2 separate regions of the Homo sapiens genome follow, and region 1 is linked to region 2. The links are chromatin loops, found by intact Hi-C in ENCODE. Cell type or tissue: Calu3. All regions are shown on one strand. Links, peaks and the distances in the headings refer to the core of each region. The heading gives the core; the rest is flanking DNA.

The links. Peaks named below come from ENCODE experiments on the same cell type or tissue, not always from the same donor. Only the 100,000 strongest peaks of a DNase experiment are listed, where the experiment ranks them.
Region 1: it touches region 2 in a loop (4-fold over the local background); 3 of 110 quality-filtered maps call a loop at or near these places.

Annotation. Positions count from the first base shown.
Region 1 is chrX:81,170,648-81,178,425 of GRCh38, reverse strand. The region is part of intron 1 of HMGN5 (high mobility group nucleosome binding domain 5); the gene reads left to right. Among named protein-coding and RNA genes, the nearest start is that of HMGN5, 27 kb to the left of the region's middle. In Calu3, for the core only: no CTCF peak of the experiment used is centred there; no DNase peak of the experiment used is centred there.
Region 2 is chrX:80,876,422-80,884,199 of GRCh38, reverse strand. No RefSeq gene overlaps it. Among named protein-coding and RNA genes, the nearest start is that of BRWD3, 70 kb to the right of the region's middle. In Calu3, for the core only: no CTCF peak of the experiment used is centred there; a DNase peak (open chromatin) is centred at 4,849.

The DNA of each region.
Region 1 (7,778 bases), core at 2,060-4,559, 300 kb before region 2:
ATAGTATTCTCTGAGGGTAATTTGTATTTCTGTGGGATCGGTGGTGATATCCCCTTTATCCTTTTTTATTGCATCTATTTGATTCTTCTCTCTTTTCTTCTTTATTAGTCTTGCTAACTATCAATTTTGTTGATCTTTTCAAAAAACCAGCTCATGGATTCATTGATTTTTTAAGGGTTTTTTGTGTCTCTATCTCTTTCCATTCTGCTCTGATCTTAGTTATTTCTTGCCTTCTGCTAGCTTTTGAATGTGTTTGCTCTTGTTTCTCTAGTTCTTTCAGTTGTGATGTTAGGGTGTCGATTTGAGATCTTTCCTGCTTTCTCTTATGGGCATTTAGTGCTATAAATTTTCCTCTACACACTGCTTTAAAAGTGTCCCAGAGATTCTGGTATGTTGTGTGTTTGTTCTCATTGGTTTCAAAGAACATCTTTATTTCTGCCTTCATTTCATTACATACCCAGTAGTCACTCAGGAGCAAGTTGTTCGGTTTCCATGAAGCTGTGCAGTTTTCAGTGAGTTTCTTAATCGTGAGTTCTAATTTGCTTGCACTGTGGTCTGAGAGACAGTTTGTTGTGATTTCTGTTCTTTTACATTTGCTGAGGAGTGTTTTTCTTCCAATTATGTGGTCAATTTTGGAATAAGTGTGATGTGGTGCTGAGAAAAATGTATATTATGTTGATTTGGGGTGGAGAGTTCTGTAGATGTCTATTAGGTCTGCTTGGTGCAGAGCTGAGTTCAAGCCCTGGATATCCTTGTTAACCTTCTTTCTCATTGATCTGTCTAGTACTGCCACTGGGGTGTTAAAGTCTCCCATTATTATTGTGTGTGAGTCTAAGTCTCTTTGTAGGTCTCTAAGGACTTGCTTTATGAATCTGGGTGCTCCTGTATTGGGTACATATATATTTAGGATAGTTAGCTCTTCTTGTTGAATTAATCCCTTCACCATCATGTAATGGCCTTCTTTATCTCTTTTGATCTTTGTTGGTTCAAAATCTGTTTTAACAGAGACTAGGATTGCAACCACTTCTTTTTTTTTTTTTTTTTTTTTTTTTTTTTTTGCTTTCCATTTGCTTGGTAGATCTTCCTCCATCCCTTTATTTTGAGCCTGGTGGTGACAAAATCTCTTGGCATTTGCTTGTCTGTAAAGGATTTTATTTCTCCTTCACTTATGAAGCTTAGTTTGGCTGAATATGAAATTCTGGGTTGAAATTTTTTTTTAATATTTTAGTACATTTATTAAATTAGTAAATGTAATCTTAGAACATGTATTAGTTCTTTAAGAATGTTGAATATTGGCCTCCAGTCTCTTCTGGCTTGTAGGGTTTCTTCTGAGAGATCCGCTGTTAGTCTGATGGGCTTCCCTTTGTGGGTAACTCGACCTTCCTCCCTGGCTACCCTTATCATTTTTTCCTTTATTTCAGCCTTGGTGAATCTGACAATTATGTGTCTTGCTCTTACTCTTCTCGAGGAGTATCTTTGTGGTGTTCTCTGTATTTCCTGAAGTTGAATGTTGGCCTGTCTTTCTAGGTCTTTCTAGGTTGGGGAAGTTCTCCTGGACAATATCCTGCAGAGTGTTTTCCAACTTGGTCCCATTCTCCCTGACACTTTCAGGTACACCAATCAAATGTAGATTTGGTCTTTTCACATAGTCCCATATTTCTTGGAGGCTTTGTTCGTTTGTTTTTACTCTTTTTCCTCTTTGTCTTCTCATTTTATCTCATTAATTTCATCTTTGGTCACTGATAGCCTTTCTTCCACTTTTCAAATTGGCTACTGAAGCATGTGCATGTGTCACGAAGTTCTCATGCCATGGTTTGCAGCTCCATCAGGTCATTTAAGGTCTTCTCTACACTGTTTATTCTAGTTAGCCATTCGTCTAACCTTTTTTTCAAGGTTTTTAGCTTCCTTGCAATGGGTTCAAACATGCTCCTTTAGTTCGGAGAAGTTTGTTATTACCAACCTTCTGAAGCCTACTTCTGTCAACTCATCAGTCATTCTCCGTCCAGCTTTGCTCCGTTGCTGGTGAGGAACTGTGATCCTTTGGAGGAGAGGAGGTGCTCCTCTGATTTTTAGAATTTTCAACTTTTCTGCTCTGGTTTCTCCCTATCTTTGTGGTTTTAGCTACCTTTGGTCTTTCATGTTGGTGACCTACAGATGGGGTTTTGGTGTAGATGTCCTTTTTGTTCATGTTGATGCTATTCCTTTCTGTTTGTTAGCTTTCCTTCTAACAGTCAGGCCCCTCTGCTGCAGGTCTGTTGGCGTTTGCTGGAGGTCCACTCCAGACCCTGTTTGCCTGGCTATCACCAGCGGAGGTTGCAGAACAGCAAATATTGCTGGCTGATCCTTCCTCTGGAAGCTTCCTCCCAGAGGGGCACCCACCTATATGAGGTGTCTGTCGGCCCCTACTGGGAAGTGTCTCCCAGTTAGGCTACACAGGGGTCAGGGACCCACTTGAGGAGGCAGTCTGTCCATTCTCAGAGCTCAAACACCATGTTGGGAGAACCACTGCTCTCTTCAGAGCTCAGTTGGAAATGCAGAAATCACCCGTGTTCTGGGTCGATCATGCTGGGATCTGCCGACTGGAGCTGTTCCTATTCGGCCATAGTTCCATGTAGCTGGGAGAGGCCTCACAATTATGGCAGAAGGTGAAGGCACTTCAGTGGAAAGCAGGGGCTCCAACGGGGTAAAGGCATGCTCCATAACAGATTATTGGCCTACAATAGCGGGTGGAGCCACAGAGTTGGGAGCACAGGCTGCGGGAGCTAAGGCGATTGACTGCTTGGCATGCGGCTGAGGAGCCTCTGGGATATATAAATTTTCAAAATTTATTTAAGGGTTATGGAATCAATATATTTAAGTGATCCTGAAGACATGTTTTCATCTTACATTTATGAAATTTCTTCAAACTCCTTATAAAAATTAAAATAAAACATGATTGTTTATTTTCCTTTCCACAAGTCTCGTAACTCTACAAATAAAGAAAATTAACTTAAAACTATAGTTAACCAAAACTATATTTCATAGGCCGTTAGTCTAGAATAATGATAAGTAATACACACATACACACACACACACACACACAAATAGAATTGTTCTGTGTTCAAATACTTTGCTAAATACCTGTTTCCCATATTTATTTAGCCATAGAACAGATTTTTTAATTCCAGCACCATTCTATTAACATTTAGTATTCTGAGGGACACCAGTTTGAGTAACACTGGTTTCGCATAATACATTCTTAGTGAATCCACATTGACTTTTAGTAACATCCATTTCTTTTTCCAAAGTGCTTTTTAATACATTTAGAATCTTTCTTAGACTTCCACTCTTATGTTCAAATAAATAAATCATATTCTTCCATCATCAGTCTTCTGAACTCTCTTTTATTCTTCTTAGTAAGATTACTAATAGTTGTTGATCAGTTTCATTTACTAATCTTCTCACTACTTATTCTAAGTTGTTCCCCCCTACCTTGTACAGCTTGAGAATTATGACAAGAGTATCATGTGTGAATGCAGAGTCTATTTATAAGTTTTTGGAATGGAGTCATATACTACATATACTATAAAGCAGATAAATGCTACTCTTAGGAAAAAAATACATTGCAGAAAAGAACACTTCTATTTCTACACTACAAGACTTTAAAATACTTATTAAATTATTTATTATATGGCAAGCAGTGTGTATTTTATGTACTTTCATTTTTTCATTTAACTCTTCATAGAAATCCTATGAAATAGGTATTATTATCCTTATTTGATGGAGGATAAATCTAAGACATAATATTTAAGCAATTTGCTCAAGGTCATGTAACTAGTAAAGAGAGAAGCAATGTTTCAGAAGTAGATGTATTTTATTCTATGTTTTTAACTACTATGCTATACTGCCTCCCTGAGGACAAACTTTATATTTATTCCTTAGTATCTCAGAATGCCTAGTATAGTAGTTGCTCAAAAAATATTTACTGAATGAATAACTATATAAACAAATGTATTTCAGCTGGGTCAAGGGACTTTCATGCATTCAAAGAATTTATGTACTCTAGGAAAATATCTCTTTCCATCTTTAAACGCCTATTTACTAGTGTTATTCTACCCTTATCAGTCTGTAGAAGTCTGTCTAAATACTATGAGTGTCTTTCAAAATTAATTCTTGAAATTCTGTAAATTAAATAAAAAGGAAAAGGAGATTTTAAAAACAGCTTAACAGATTTCTGCATACCCTTTAATAAAGGACTGTATGATGTGTGAGGTCTCTGTGGATAAACACATAAGTGTAATAAACATTTTTTTAAGATTTATTTCTTATTTTCCTATAATGAGACTATTATTTTACTAGAGAGTGATCATCTTACATATGATAATATTAATATCTTTTGTTAACTTAGGAGAAATTACAGAAAAAAATTTCTAACTTTATGGAAGTCTCTCAGTTCACTGTCTTAATTTAACACATATCTCCAGGAGTTCACATCATAAAGACAAACAAATCTAAGTGAGTAATTCTAACATAAGATAACGATAAATGCAATAAAATAGACACAAGTAAGATGTTATGGGAAGAGATTCACTAAGATAAGGTGGACTTGAAAAGGTTACATTCATTCAAAGACAGTTTACTGGATAACTACCACTTGCCAGGCACTGTGCTCATTATGAGAGAGACAGCAATGCCTTAAAACAAGATTTCTACACTTTAGGAGTTCATAGCTTTGTAGGAATTACCAATAAGAAACAAAAAGTATAGTACTCACTGAGGAGTGTTATAGAAAATAGTATATATATAAAACACACAAAATAGCGTGGAAGCACAAGAAAAAGAAATATTAAATCTTCTTGAGAGAAATGGAAAAGATTTGCTGAGGAGCTAATTTTCCTATTTTAAACTGTTTTTATTTATCTTGTTTTCAATGTGTAATATAGTCACATGTCTCAAAATAAAGCAACATAACAAGGTTTCTATTCAGAAGTCCCATTTCTATCCTTTCTCAATCTACATGGCTCCTCCTACCCCTCCATTAACTGCTTTTATTCAATATTGTGGCTACTTCGAGTGTTTCTTTATGTAAAAGCAAGAAAATTATGACATACTTCATTTTCATTTCCAACCTTTATTTATTACAAAGGTAGTATACTATAGATACTCTACCTTTCCTTGCTTTTTTTCACTGAACTCTGTATCCTGAAACCTTCTCATATCAGTATAAATAAAGAGCGGGTCTTCATTCTTTGTTTTTCAAACAGGTGAGTAGTACTCCATTGTATGAATGTACCATAACTTATTTAACCAGTTCTCTGTGATGTACATTTGAGTTATTTCTAATATTTTATTAATCCAAACAGTACACCAATAAAAAGTTTTGTATATATGCATACACAGGTATATCTGTAGACATAAATTCTAGTAGGATTGTTGACTCGAACAAATTCATTTGTATTTTTTATAAATATTACAAAATTAACCTTCATAGGGATTGTTCTACCAAAATATATGAGAGTGCTTACTTCCTGAAGTTTATTGCTGAACATTCTTTTTCATTGTAGTTTAATCCATATTTCTCTTTTATGAGTAAGGTTGAGTATTTTTCATATATGTCTTATCAGTTTCTAAAAGTAGGAGGATTAGGTCTTATCTGTGATATCAGTTGCAAATATTTTTTCCAGTTTTTCATTTGTCATTTAAAATTTTTTTATCATGTTATGTTTTATGATCATGTAAATTTTTTGTTTATTTGCTTTTAAAGTAGTTGATATTATCAGTCTTTGTTTCTTTGGCCTGGACTTTTTACCAAAGTTTAAAAGGTCTTTCCTGTCACTCAATTATACAAAAATTCACTGTTTCCTTCTTGTTCTTTTATAGTTTTTTTTTTTTACATTGGGTGTTTTTTTCTGGGTATTCAGTGTACATAACAACAATCTCTTTACATGTATTCTTTCCTTTGCTTTTTTCTGGAATACTTTAAAGCAAATTTCAGACATTATGTTAGTTCACTCCTTAATATTTCAGAGTACATATCAAACTAATAGGACTTATTTTTCCACATAACCACCCAGTTATTACCATACCTACCAAAATTAACAATAATGTTTTAATAACATCTAATACCCAGCTTAGGTTAAAATTTTCCTAATTATCTCAAAGATATCTTCTTCCAACTTTTTTCTCATCAGCATGCAAACAATGTCCACACATTTGGTTTTTATGTTTCTTATGTTTATTCTACAGTCCCCTGTTTTTCTCTCTATTGTGTACATAAATTTAAAGAGCAGAGGGAAAAACCAAAAGAGTGAAGTGTTGCTCTTTGAAAATGGATTTACAGCCTCCTCAATTTTTTTTTTTAGGGAAAGAAAGATGATTTAAACAAGCAAATAATATTTACCTTTGTTCAAGCACATTTAATTTTATCAAGACACGATTCATAAGAAGTAATTTGTTTTTAATAGAGCTACACTTTATGGAATTAATCTAGGATTCTTTAATTTGTTTCTTGTGAACATTCTTATCGGTTTTCATTTTACATACTTATCACTTATTTCAAATATTTTCTTATAGGAGGACAAAATAATTTCAGTAATGTATCATAATTTGGGTACAATATGTACAATGACCCTGAACCAGTGTGATTGGAATGTAGTGATCAAGGGTTGGAGTGACTTGAGATGAAGTACAAAAAGAGAAACAGATGCTAAACCATGCAGCACTTTCTAGGGCCATTAAGGATTTTAGTTTTTATCCTGAGAACAATGGTGAGTTATCAAAAAGTTTTAATTTTCCAGTTGTATACCTTTAACTCAGGAAAACCACGGATATTTCTATGTGTGATTAACTATCTCACATAAAAATATACAAGGAAATGTAATCTTTTTGGCTCTTATTCATAAACATGTGATTCAAAACAATGAATTGTTAAATAACTGAGTAAATTATGTTGTCAAGTCTGGAAACATGGCATCACATTTCTGTACACATTTCCACTGACTTCCAAAGTTTATGTAGAACTAGAATTGACCTGCTACCTGACACATTCAGAGTTCAAAAGTTTCTATTTGAAAGAAAGTTATATTTATAAAAATCAAAAGTTTATATAGTCATATTTTCAGGTGTTAACTTCAGTCCTATTCATTTTTCTTCTTACTTACCTAAAATTCATGTTTTTCTGTGATAAAAGCTGAAATCTTATCATCTTTGGTTGGTCCATTTATAAAATCCCAAGCTCTCATATGCAGATCTCCAAAGTGTTTTTTGTCACTGAATATTCACCAAATGAGATTTAAGGAACTAACAGTACACAAATAAGATGTTAGAATAAAAACACATTCTCCTGAGTCTCAATAGCGATGTGTTATTCTTGTGACAGCTGTATACATTTTTCCACACTCATTTCAGTCTCTCAAAATCAACCTCCCTGGAAGGCAGCATATTATAATAGAGAGAACATCAGGATTGAAGTCAGTTTGAACAGGATGGCAAATACAATTCTATCACATAATTGCTGTATAACTCAGAGAGTCACAATCTCTCTGAGCCTCAGTTTTAACATCTACAAAATGGCAATAATAGTACCTAATGTGCAGGGTTGCTGGAAGGATTGAGTGAGATAGTTTAAAGGAAGCATCTGGCACATAGTAGATGCTCAACATAATTATGATGTTTTCTTGTGGTATTTATCATTACTAATGATAATAGAGTGGGGAATTTGAGATATGTTAGCGTTTCCTATTATATATATTACCAGATAGCTGATAATACCTCATTGATAATTGGTATATTTAATCAAC
Region 2 (7,778 bases), core at 3,294-5,793:
CACCCACACCAAGCTTTCATGGGAAAAGCCCCAGCTATGTCTGCAGTAGTAGACGAGGGGATAAAGAAGTCCTGTTCTCCAAGACCCTTCAGGAGCACCAGGGATGCCTGACTGTTGGGGTAAAGCTGCAGTCTTTCCCTGATAAGCCCAGCACTGCAACTATGCCTCTGCTGAAAGAAACCTTCCACCAGCCGAAAGATCTGAGACTCAAGGCCTGCTGTCCAGGTTCTTTTTTCCCATGGGGTGTTCCCTTGATGTGGTAAACTTCCCTTTCTCCCTAGGAGTAGAATACCTGGGAGCCAGACTACTTTGAATGCTGTTTCTCCTTTCGGTCTGGTCACCCAGTGGTGTAGCTGCCACACTCCAGGCTGGTGCTAGAGGATGTCTGCAAAGGATTCAGAGATGTTACATGTCCTCCAGTCTCCCAGTATCAGGTACCAGCACAAGCTCTAATGATAGTAGCAAGAAAGTGGTGTAGACTCTGTGAGATTCCTTGGTTATAGATAGCCTTAGTGTGTTGGCTTTCTCAAATACCACTTATAGTAGTAATTAACAAGTTACATGGACAGACTCAGTACCTCCTGTTTAGCCACGGTGGTGCAGGATATGGTAATAGCTAAGGTCATGTACACGATTTCTCCTTCCTGGGCTCAGTGCTATTCTACCTGGAGATGCTGTAATGGACTGTGTTGGCTGACCCTCAGCCAGGAGGTGACACTTTCAAAAGAGCAGTAGCTGTGGTAGTAGCAGTGGAATTTATGCTTGCCTTATGGTACCCAGGGGCAATACTCTGGTTTCTCAGGTGATAGGCAGGGCTATAAATCTCCCAAAAGTTTCTGTCCTTCATGTTAAGCTACCGGGGGTGGGGGCAGTGGAAGGGCAAAGCCAGGTTGGGGTTGGGTCAGGCAGGTCCCTGCTCAGACTCTCCATGTGTAGAGCAAGGAATGGCCCCTGTGAAAGTCAGGGGGAGCAGTTTCTGGCCACTGGGGTAATGTTGCACAGAGGACCATAACTCTCTGCTGCACAGAAGAGTTCAGGCAGGGAGTGGCGAGTACCAGGTGGTAATAAGTCCCACCCAGCTTCCACGCACTTAGCAAGGCAGATCTCCCACATGCAGTTTTCCACTACCCACAGCAAGCTAAGTTCCAGGTTGTCTACACTCAAAACTTAAAACTGCCCCAGGTCATAAGCTTTCCCCATGGAGACAGAAACCACTGCATTCAGGCCACACCTCTCCCAGTCTGCTGGCACAGCCAGGGCACCCAGCTCCTGCACTTGTGGCTGCAGCACGCTTCCCACTCACCTCCTGGTTCTGGTGAAGGGGCTTCTGCCCCACTAAAGGTTACAGCATAAAATTAAGTTGGGAGCTTCTTTCAACCTGTGACCACTGCCTGAGTTAGTTGGCAGATTTCTGTGACGTCTCTTGTGAGGCAGGATAAGGAATGGCTTTCTTGGACCATGCTGAAGATGGGAATGCATGCAAGGCTCTTCCCACCGCCATTCCTACTTTTATATTTCTCACCACTCTCTTACTCAGTTCTGGCACAGCGTAGGGTTAAGGCCTTCCCCTGTGGTCTGGATTTCCATTTTCCCCAGTGGGGGTGTATATTCTGCAGGCGGTGTCTCTCCTCTCACATTCTGGGGACTTAACAGTTTTTCACCTGGCTCACGGTGTAGGTGGCAGCCTGCTGCTTCTTTCAAATAATCTATGGATTTTAGTTTTCCCATTAAGTTCCTGCATTGTTTCTTGGGTGAAAAAGTTCACAAGGTGAATATCTACACACTATTTTGTGTTTTCAAGTGGGAGAGGCATGCGAACACTGCCTTGAATCTGCCATCTTTGGGGGAAAAACCCACAGGAGATTTTAATGGAAAAGTCAAAACCGGACTGATAATATTTTTATTTTAATTTATAAGAAAGACATAAAATCTTCCAGGTAAATCAAAAAGAAAGAGCAATCCTCTGAATTATTCTGATTCATACATTTCGACCTGGAATTGGAGGAGAGTAGATGGTACTAAAGTAAGCCTAAGAAGTTCTAAGGCTTATCAACATCAGGCTATCTCTGCAGATTGCCAGGCATGTGGTTGGAAGCTGAAATATTCAAACGCCCAGATGTTTGGCTAAACAACATCGGATTTCTAGATATTTAGGAATCTCCAAATTTTTAAATGCTTTGTTTTCAGTTTCACTTCACATTTAGGTGTTACATGGAATCTTGAATACAGAAAGGAAAGAGTGGAGAAAATTTTTCATACAAACTCTAGGCATTTAATTCTGCACTAAGAGAAAAAGACCTACTGGAGATCAAGCATGAATAGTGAGAAAGTTACACACGGTATAACCAATCACAAATGAGCAATTAAGCAAACTAACAAGCAAGCAAACCCCCAGCCATACAATAGCCAAAGCATGAGCAGCTTTGCAAATACCTGTTATTGAAACAACCGAAGTCAAATTGGACTGATCTACAACATACAAAGTCATTTATACGAATGGGAAAGTCAGTATTACATGGTGGTTAAGAGCAGGAATTTTCATATCACCAAGACCTAGGTTTAAATTCTGACTCTGTAATCTTCATTAGCCTCAATTTCTTCACCAGTAAATAGGGATATAAATAGGTCTTGCCTCATAGGGCAATGTGAACATTAATGAGATAATGCATTTAAAGTCCTTAGCCTAGTGTTTGACATATGGTAAATACTTGATATATGTTAGCTTGAAAAAATATGAGCTTTTTTGTAAAATTTTAACATAATAGGAAGCTAGTATGACTATTTTCACACATGGATTAGTCTTTGCAATTATTCACAATAAACTCATTTACCTACAAATGAGTCACACACCTGTAGATAAATCGAATTTCGATAAATTAGAGACATTATAATTTTTATTCCAAACAAAAACTTATGCAATATTGTCAACAAAATATAAATATATCTAACATAGCAAGATTTTACTATTGCCTAAAACATATTAAGAAACTTTATCTGAATAAAAATGTTTTTAGAGATAGCATCATACTGTTAGATAATGGAGCTTCAAAAGAGATATTATAAAATTTTACATCTCATATTATGATATCTTGGCTTTACAATGTTACTAAATAAAGACATACAATATAGAAGAGGGAATAAAGAATAAATTACAATTAAAGAATATGTTCATATTCATTCAAATCAAGTAACTTGCAGGTTCAATTAAACAGAAAGTACCCTCAGTTCATTTTATGTACTGGATATATTTTTTTAAAGAGATAACCAGTAAACAATATCATACCAAAGTTATACTTTTTTTAAAAAAATAATTTTCCAAGAAATGTCATGTGGGCCAAAAGAGTAATACATTCCAAATTTCTGTACTCTATAATGAAGTCTGCTCTTCATATATGCATCCTAAAGCTCTAGAAGAACTCATTAACTCACCACCAGTTATTCCTCAAGATCCCTAGCCAATTTGCCTTCTTAGCTGTAAGGGGGAGGTTTAGTAAGGACTAGCTGGAACTGGAATTCTCAATATTTAATTTTAATAATCTATATAAACTATATGGAAACACCAAAAAAAACTTATTCAGCTAATTAATTTGAATATGCTTACTCTCAACAAACCATATTGTATGTACTAGAATTTACGATGTTGAATTAGTCATAGTAAAACATTTTCAAATTGCTTGTCCTCCTCATTTTAAAATGATAGAATTAAAAAGGCTACTATAGTAGGCAGCTTCTAAGAAGGCCCTCAATGATCTCCACCTCCTGGTATACACATCTTTGTGTCTACTCTCCTCCCCTTGAATGTGGGCTGGAATTCATAACTTGCTTCTAACAAACAGGATACAGCAATAGCAATGGAATGTCACTTCCAAAATTAGGTTACAAAGAAACTGTGGCTTCCATCTTGTACACCTTCTCTTTCATCTCACTCACATGCTCTGAGGGAAGCCAGCTATCATATCGTGAGCATCCCTATGGAGAGGCCCACATGGCAATAAACTGATATCTCTAGCCAACAGCCAGGCAGAATCTGAGGCCTGCCAGGAACCATGTGAGAGAAGCTGGAAGCAAGTCATTCCCAAGTTGAGCTCTGAGATGACAGCAGCTGCCAACATTTTGAATGCAACCTTGTAAAAATCTCTGAGTCAGAGGCTTTCAGCTAAACTATGCTCAGATTCCAGACCCACAAAAACCATAACACAAATGATTGTTATTTGTGTTACAGTTGACTGTATAAGCCTCTAAGTTTTAGGGTAATTCATTACACAGCAATAGATAAATAATATTGCTACTGAAATCAATAATACACCAATTGCAGAGATTCACTGGAGTCCAGGTTTTATTTTCACTCACTTCCATATTTTACCCATTTGTTTCTAAGAGCTGTGATAATGACATTTTAATTGTTTATATTTTGTTTCCATCATTTATTTCTGATATAGGTGGGTGCACAGTTTAGAAAGTTCATGAGCAGTATCTTTTTCACTGACAACTGAATCACATATACTTTTTCTTTTTTGTCTCTATGCAATTTATAAAACATAGAGGAAAATCTCCTTAGGTCTATAAAGGTGCTGGGTAGAATGAGGAAAAGGAATGCGTGATTACACAAGATGACCTTTAAGTTCCTTTCCATTACTAAAATTCTATGACTCTATGAGAAGGAGAATTTTTTGTCATGTTTTTCTCTTCCTCCTCCTCTTCTTCTCCTGCTCTCCGCTCATCAGCAATGTATATGTTCAATGTGAACTACATGGCTCCTTTTTGGAGGTGAAAGGCTAGAAGCATCTGTGCTCAGGTAGTCTCCCAAGTATGCAGCTGTCACTGTTCAGTACCTAATGTGGCAACTGCCAGAGCAACCTGGAAAGGTGCCAACTTCTGCTGAAAGGCTGCTGCAGTTGGGCAAAAGCCTGGTTGGAGCAGAGAATCTCATAGAGTATATTATAGAAAGAAAGTGTTTTTCTGCCCTTGACAGTTATGGTAGGCATATTGTTGCAAAGTTTGCATTTATGAGGGGATAATCAGGGTAAATATTTTTCTATAATAATGATAACTTGCATTTATCTAGTGCTTTATGCTTTGGGGTTGGTCAAGCAAGAAAAGTGAAATAAAGAGATTAGATCAATTGCCCATATATATACACAGCTGTGACCTAATCTTTAGACCTGAGTCAAGCCCAGAACTTGTCTTTAGATTCCTGGTTTGCTGACCTTTAATTATTGTGAGGCTTTCTCTGTTTTAAACACAATATTATTTTCTAGGAAGGGATAATAAGTCAATCAAACAAATTGCTAGTATAAAAACGTTGTTCTATATTTTTTAAACAGATGGATCATTATGTCATAGTTTTATTTAAAAGAAAATTTAATTCCAATATAAACAAGATGGTAGTCAACTTCAACTTGAATGGCCATAACTCAAGGATGAAACACCAATGGTTTTGCAAAGTTTTATAAAATGATGTACAAGAGTCTAAAGGTAAAATAGTATGGCAATTTATTTAAAGGAGTTAGCACAATAATTAACTCAAAATTTATTTCTAATATCCTGAGAATATTTGCATTCTGATATCTTAGTTGGCCTCTCAAAGTAACATCACTACATCACAATTTTAAATATGCCCTTTGATTAACTGATATTGTGAAATAACAACTGGAGGAAATCTGCAGCCTGAAATACCTTGGAGCATTAAAACAAGTAAGAGGGTTTTATTGAGTACACATGGACATATGTGTATTTAAGGATGAATGGTGGGAGGAGGGAAAGAATTCAAAAACTCCTTATAGGGTACTATGCTTATTACCTGGATGATAAAATAATCTGTACACCAAACCACTGTGACACACAATTTACTTATATAACAAAACTGGACATGTACCCTTGAACCTAAAATAAAAATAATAAATAAATAAAACTTTAAAAATTAATAAAGTAATAAGGTTTTGTGGTTGGTCATTTTTAATAGCCAAATGCATTCTCTCATGCATATATGTTTTTAATTCAAGAAATAAAATGCATGGTGTTAAATTTTTTAATATTATCTTTATTGTAGCAGCATTTCCAAACCAAAAAAAAAGCCTAAGTAATATCAAATGCTAACCTTCACTTTATGCCAAATTCACTTCTAATCATTGCTCATTGGTGGAGATTGTTTACCTATTTTTAAAAATCGGTATAATTTGTTATTAAAATGTAATTAGATTTCAAATTATCCGTACTAACAATTGATACAAATAAAAAATTAAATACTCAATGTTGGTTAATTTAAACATTTGCTGGGTGAGTAATTCTTTCAAAATAGCAGCTTAATACAAGATCTTATCTAATAGAAATCATACACAAAAACAACAGAGACAGATAATCTTATCTTTCAAGTTGGTACTCAACTTGAAAATTTTGAATATTTAGATACCAAGGAATTGGCATCATTGACCTTCAGGGTTAGAGTGGGAAGCAGAGCAATAGTGGAGGATTAGAGTTATAGAAGTAGTCGGTTCCTTAAGAAGACTAGAGAACTAGAGAATGGAAGGATATTTAAGTAGAAAGAGATAAAATGCAATGATAGCTTTTTTTTAATTTGAATGTAATTCAAAACCTTTTTAAAAACACAAGTCGAAAAATCTTTTTTTGGTCTAGAATATTTTATGTATGAATTTAAATTTAATACTACTATGAAATGATAAATATAATAGTAATAAAATATATGATACATAAGTAAAATATTTTGTCTTTAAAATATTCACAACACATCTGTGGAATATGCATAAAGAAAATTTAACTCTAGGTGCCCTATGTTTTTAATACCTTCATTTTATAAATGACATACAGATCGTCTAGCATATCAACAGGATTCTGAACATCTAATACCAATTAATGGCTAGCTGCCATAACACAGATATGAGAAATGGGATCAGTACATGGCATAACAGATGGTATTATTCCATACAGATGGTGCTTTGTGCTATATTAAATTAATTTGTAGAACTTAGAAACATATATTTATGTTTTATGGTGCCAGTATCCTATAAATTGTGACATAGATAAAATATAATACAGAATTTGGAGACAAAGGAGGGTGTCTTGTTGACTAAGAATATTTTTTGATAGCTACTAGACTAAAAAGTGATTTTTGGTTATGGAGCACCACCTAGAGGAAATGTAAGAAAAAGTCCTTAAGCAAGAATGGAGTAAAATGAAAATCAAATTTAAAACAATCACATAAAAACCCTAAGGAACCAACAACTTTAGTATTATATATAATTTTGAAGTTCTACTATCATCCAGCCATCAATCATTTTTTATTTTAAAAGTAACTTTTTAAAATTATTTTTTCCATAGGTTATTGGGGCTACAGGTGGTATTTGGTTACATAAGTTCTTTAGTAGATCTGTGAGATTTTGTTGCACCCATCACCTGAGCAGTACACACTGCACCCTATTTGTAGTCTTTTATCCCTCAACCCCCTTCCCACCCCTCCCCCCAAGTCCCCAAAGTCTATTATATCATTCTTATGTGTTTATGTCCTCATAACTTAGTTCCCACATAGCAGTGAGAACATACGATGTTTGGTTTTCAATTTCTGAGTTATTTCACTTAGAATAATAGTCTCCAATCTCATCCAGGTCACTGCAAGTGCCATTAATTCATTCGAAAAAGTAAAGTCTTTTTGTTTTTTTTGAAAAAGTAAAGTCTTAGTAGTGTTTTATATGATGGTTTATTTATAATTTCTATTTCTTTCTGAGGAGTTTTCTACAACACAATTCTTTTTAGAATGGTAGAGC